2 separate regions of the Homo sapiens genome follow, and region 2 is linked to region 1. A link is a loop called in an ENCODE intact Hi-C map of the cell type or tissue named here. Cell type or tissue: endothelial cell of umbilical vein. All regions are shown on one strand. Each heading gives the region's core, and the rest is flanking DNA. Links, peaks and the distances in the headings are about the cores only.

Region 1 (2,918 bases), core at 262-2,761:
CCGCTGATGCGGGACACTAGCCCAGCAGAGACCCCATTAACCGCGCCGCCCCACCGCTCGGTGGCATCTGCGAATTACTCCGTCACTCGGCGGCGATCGCAAGACCCCAAGTCTTCTCATTTCCTCGTAATGCTCTAATGGTCTGCTTCCGTCGCCATGACAACACGAACACAGCTCCGCCGGGCCCCTCCGACTGCCTGAGGTGTGAGCAGAAGGCGCGTGTGTGCCTCTCAGGGCCCCTATGCGGTCTGCCCCGTTAGCGTTGCTGCGATGTCTCCGCCACTGCTCTTCGCGGTGGGCAAACCCGGGCGCCTGAAAGGGAGGAGCGGTGACCCGAGGTGGCCAAGGCCAAGCTGACACTTCCCATCTGGCAGCTGGGGACAGCTTCCCCTCCCTCCTGCTCTCCTTCCTCCCTCCTCTCTTCTCCCTCAGCTCTGCAAATTGGTGACCCCCCGCAACCCGGGGCCCATAGAGGCTGGAATGGAGTCTGGAGACCGCAGCTCCACCCTGCCTCTCCGTCACTGAACGTGTGACCTTGGGGAAGCCCTTTAGCTCCTGGAGAGCCGGAGCCACCTAAGAGTGCATTCGATTTAAGGACGCATCTCCTCTCTGCTCAACAAAGAGGGAGGGGTTCCTGCACACGTTGGATTTCTGCCCTCATGGAGCTTACAGATTCATTAGAGCATTCCAGAAAATGTGAAGACTTGGGGAACTTGAGATTCTAGAGTGGCAGAGTGATTTACATGCCACTGAGCGGCTGGGTGCCTGACCTAATGGAGTCTTACCTAGACCTTGGCTCTTTGAGTGCCTTCCCACAACACTTGACTAAAGTCTCTGGAGCAGGGTCAGATGTGACCCATATTCTGTCCTTCTAGAAACTAACTGCAGAGTGCATACTTCTCCTAAATGTACCTCTATTCATTTGGTTCTCCAGTTCTAGACACTCATAACCTTTTAGAATTTGGATTCTCACAGTCACCATGCCATTTCACGCATGCCTTCTGTTTATACAGCATACTGTACATTCCATAAGCATGTATTCATGCCCACGTCCAAGGCTTTGGTAACTAAAACATGCTTGCTGAAAACTATAACTGTATTGCCTGAATTCCTGCAGCATTTAATATTCCTTTTGTTTGTGTCCCATGGAAAATAGCACCTCTAATCTTGGTGAGTTGATTTGTTATTATGTTTTCAATGATATAACTAATGAAGTGATCTTGATCAAGTCATTTAACCTGTATGGCCTTTAGTTTTGGTAAATGCTCTAAAAATAATCGTTAAACTTAACTGAAATAGAGAATTGGACTAAATGAGGTCTACAGTTGAATCACCGGTGGGAAAACACCTCGCATTTGCATGGTGATCTTTACTTCCTGAGGGAAGTTCATACACTGATTTCTGGAGACTGTTACTGTTGTTCTTGAGTACACATCCTGTTTGACTAATGCAAGGACGGTCCCTTGCCTTACTGCCTTATATTGTTCTCGGCATCCTCAGGAACATGCCCTGTGTGTAGTGGCCTGAAAGAATTATTTGTTGATGATAAAGGTGAGGTCCAGGAAAGATAATCTAAGATTATCTGATTTCTTGTGAACTTCTTGAGAAGCTGGATTTAAAGACCCTAGCTGGTGCAGAGGTCTGTTCAATTTTCACTAACCCTTCTCTGTTCTCTAGTGATGACAGAGAACAATGGAAATGAGCCTAGAGGAATAATGTTACTGCAGAAAAGTCAGTAGTTTCCATTTTTATTAAAATTCATTCTTCCCTAACTGCCATCTGTTTTTCTTTTGGGCCTGGCCAAATGCTTGGAGGTGAATGGATCAATGCTAATTTACATGACTGGTCCAGCTAACTAGGGCCCCCATGCCCCCACATTTCCAATACACCCCTCAGCAAGGTTTTTACCAGAATATTCCAAACCAATAGGCCTCTTCCTCCATCTAAAACCATCAGCAGGTATAGACAAGCCCCAGTGTCTGAAAAGTAAAGGAAGGCCTCTGAAAATTCAGCTCTTGGGTACAATTTGAACTTTTAGCACAACCAAGTGCAGCTGGAAATCTTGAGACTAAACTAGCATTCATGCATTCAGCAATATTCACTGAATGCTCCCTCTATCCACAGTATCCAAAAGCAGTTTCCAGATGGGAGGACCCAGGCATTGTTTCCTATTACATGAGCCTCTGGAAGCTGTGCCAGGACATGTGGGGAACAAAGTCACTTCTCACATTCCCTAGGAGATGCTGTTCCTCACGTGAGGTTCTGTCAAGCATCCTGCAGACCAGTGCTCTATTTCCAGCCCTGTGGGGACTTGGTCTGGGATTATGGGCAGCTCATCTCACCACTGTGCTGGCCCCTGAGAGAGCCTTGTACCTCAGGGACAATCTCTCTTGTCATCACCTGCCTCGCAGGGATGTCAAGAGGATTTAATGAGATAATGTTTGCAAAGCATTCTGAGCTCCTAAGAAGAATGAATAGTGCTATATAAATGCAAAACATCATTATTATAATGATTACAGAAGCATTAACTGTAGTTAAAAGCAAGTGGGAAGGAGCCCTGATTCCATTATAATCTTCTATTTCTGAGAGCTGATAACCCTGAAATATGCACCCCTTTTCCAGCTGAAACTCTCCACCTTTATAATCAGCTCAGAGGTGAAATGTTTTGGGAAAATTTTAGAAATTTCTCTTTAGTCCCTTTTGAGAAGGAAGAACATTAAATAAGCACACTTTGTCTGCTTACAAAAAAGCTGTTTTGACCAAAATCATTCAAAAAGGCTGAGCTTTATGACTTCAAATTTAGCTGGTCTTTAGTCCCCACTGAGATAAATGGAGCAGTGTTAAATCTGAGAGGAGAAAATTGGTTTGGCAAGTTTCTAATGTTTGAAGCCACCATTCAAGTGTTGCTGAACGGAGGC
Region 2 (2,918 bases), core at 297-2,796, 230 kb after region 1:
CTGTCCATGGCACAGTGACCTCTGAGCCCATTGTGGGCTCCATCACCACAGGTGAGGCTGGAGGACTTGGCAGCAGGTGATGAAAGGGGTTTTCACAGTAGCCTTTGACAAATCAATGAAATTTTAAAAGAGAAAGACCCAAGGAGTAGGGGATTTCCTCTATGGCTAGAGAAAGTCTGTGACCTGTTCTGAAACAGCTACTTCCTCCAGTGCTGCAGAAGATGCATTAGATAAGAAACTCCCACTTGGAAGGTGGGACAAAGTCAATGTCTTGAGGAGGTCAAAGCTTGAATGCATTTGTCCAAAAGACCTCCCACTACCAGCTTAGAAGAAAAGCACTGGAGAAAGCTAGTCTCCAAGAGGAATCCCTCTACAGTGAAGAGACACCTGTTCCTATTCTGAAGAACCATCTCTTAACTGCCCAGAAAGTTCACTCGTACAATAATGCTTCCTTAGTCTCACATGGGACTAGCATGCAATCAGGTAGTGACCTGGCACTCAGAGAATGGGGTTGATTTGGATGTTGCTTAGAAAACACAGGCACTCAGAGATGAATTGGATCAGTCCCAGCTCATTATTCCCAAACACAGTTTCAAATATGAGGTACATGTGGGTGAAGATATGTATGTTTGGGTAGTTTCCTCCTTACTAACAAGAACTCACAAACTGGACAAGTAGATTAAACACTTAGCTGATCAACTCTGTGATCCCCTAGCAGTAAAAAAAAAAAAAAGCCCATAGCATAAATGAAATACAATTTAGGAAAATGGATTTGTTCTGGACTTGTGCTCTGAAATCCCTGTATAGTCAATAGGCAGTTTTTCAAAACTGAAACCAAAGGTGGCTGCTAAAGAATAAGAGATACAGGCAAAATTTGGTTTATCTTAAAAAATTACCTCAGAGAAAATGCCTATGTTTCTCCCAATTCAAAACAAAACATATGAACTTAAAAAAAAAGTTCCTAGTTGGCTTGCAGATAGGTAACAGGTACAGAGCTTGCCAGCTTGTCTTCATGTTGTTAAAATATTCTCCATGAACATAGCTTTGGTCATACCTACAAGGTTTCAAGTGAAACATCAGCGTGACCATGGTTTTAAGATACCCTATTACATGGAAAGATCTTGTCTGCCTTTGGGACAACATTGGCTTTTGGTCAACATAAAACCAGGGATGAGAATTTCTTTTTCACACTGTGCTTTCTGTCTTTTTCCCACAATCACTGGGTCCTTGTAGGAATTGATCCCCCAAAAGACATCACAATTAGCAATGTGACCAAGGACTCAGTGATGGTCTCCTGGAGCCCTCCTGTTGCATCTTTCGATTACTACCGAGTATCATATCGACCCACCCAAGGTAACAAAGTGATTTGATTTCTCAAAGATACTAGGATTTGGGTGAAGATTATGGGAGAACTAGCATATCCCGCAGAACATCCACTCCTGCCTGCGTTTTTCCTCTTCTCTGTGGCATGCTGCATCAGAATGAGAGTGGGCTGGTGAGCAGCCAAGAAACCCCACACTCACCAATGCCTCTTGAGAAAGGCTTGATTACATTCACCCAGAGAGCAGGCCCTTCACTAGCAGAGGTAACTGATCACCATTATCTAGGCAGTGTCTTGAGAAAAAAAGAGCCCCAAAAGAATCTGCCAAGAGCTTGGGTCACATGAATATTCCTACAAGAATGAAGTTCAAGACTAGGATCCAGAGGGATGGCTAAAGACCCAGCAAAGCCAGATGGAGCCTTGGAGGGAAGCACAGTGATGTGGTCCCATTTCAGCCACTCCAGACAAGTTATGAGTCAGAGGAAACTGGCCCAGACCTCACCTGCATCCTGCCAGTTCTTGCTGGTACATGTGGCATTTTTAAGGAAGTGGAGGGCACACTCACTTCCAGTGAGGACACAGGACAGCATTCCAGACTACACTGTCTCTGGACTGTGGGGACTGCTCCTTGCATCGGTGCCCTCTACACTGCCTTAATGTCATTGTCTTAGAGAAGACCAGCTTGTTAGAAAACCACTTAATAGGTAGGTCATTTTTCTTTGCTCCAAGGAGCCCATAAAATGAAGGAGTGAGACCAGTGTGCAAAGCCTCTTCACACTCCAACATTCCCAGCCCATGAACCATGTATCATCCCTCCCCACTGAGTGCGGAGTCCCACACCCATCTGTGCTTTATTGACATAGACTGTACCATGGGCTGCTTGGATGAAAGGGCTGCTGAATTTTAACTGTAGATTCTTCTCTTCTCCAGTGGGACGACTAGACAGCTCAGTGGTGCCCAACACTGTGACAGAATTCACCATCACCAGACTGAACCCAGCTACCGAATACGAAATCAGCCTCAACAGCGTGCGGGGCAGGGAGGAAAGCGAGCGCATCTGTACTCTTGTGCACACAGGTGGGAATGTCTCCCTGCTGTGTCAAGTCAGAACCCTGGCTGAAGATCTGGGTGAAGTTGTTCGGGCTTGTAGAAAGGTTCTGGAGGCTAAGGCTCCATTTCGGGGTGCTCCTCCAACTCACTGTGTCTTGCAGGGCAATTTGCAATTTCTCTCCCCCAATATTCCTCCCTAATACTAAACGTTTAGAGAGTCACCCTCTAGAAGTCTTGCTGGTTTAGGTTAGGAATTTTCATGGAACTTCCAACATAAACAGTGCCCTTTCAGACATATAATGGAAGTGAATTCTAAAACAGATATCTGAATCATTCATCTGATTTTGTAAAAGACTCAGATGAGAAAATTTCACCTCGAGAAGAAAAGGGTTGTTATTCCAGTAATGGAATGGGGTCATGAAATTCATCATCAGATATAGCCAGAAACCACCAAGAAGGTGCCTTTGCTCTTGCTTTGTGCTCCAGGGAGAAAGAAGGCACCAAAGTGGCCATAACTCCCTCACCCGGGACCAAAGCAGTGAAGGTG

What was found. A loop is a pair of places that touch in the nucleus more often than their neighbours do. Peaks named below come from ENCODE experiments on the same cell type or tissue, not always from the same donor. Only the 100,000 strongest peaks of a DNase experiment are listed, where the experiment ranks them.
Region 2: a loop joins it to region 1, with 10 times the contacts of the local background. A loop is called at or near these places in 1 of 110 quality-filtered maps.

What each region holds. Positions count from the first base shown.
Region 1 is chr1:175,596,659-175,599,576 of GRCh38, reverse strand. The region is part of intron 1 of TNR (tenascin R); the gene reads left to right. Among named protein-coding and RNA genes, the nearest start is that of TNR, 150 kb to the left of the region's middle. In endothelial cell of umbilical vein, for the core only: no CTCF peak of the experiment used is centred there; a DNase peak (open chromatin) is centred at 1,396; H3K27ac peaks cover 2,176 bases.
Region 2 is chr1:175,362,143-175,365,060 of GRCh38, reverse strand. It overlaps TNR (tenascin R), which reads left to right. Exons shown (of 23, transcript NM_003285.3): 12 at 1-51; 13 at 1,234-1,353; 14 at 2,252-2,398. Among named protein-coding and RNA genes, the nearest start is that of KIAA0040, 170 kb to the right of the region's middle. RefSeq lists an enhancer at 110-159. In endothelial cell of umbilical vein, for the core only: no CTCF peak of the experiment used is centred there; no DNase peak of the experiment used is centred there; H3K27ac peaks cover 555 bases.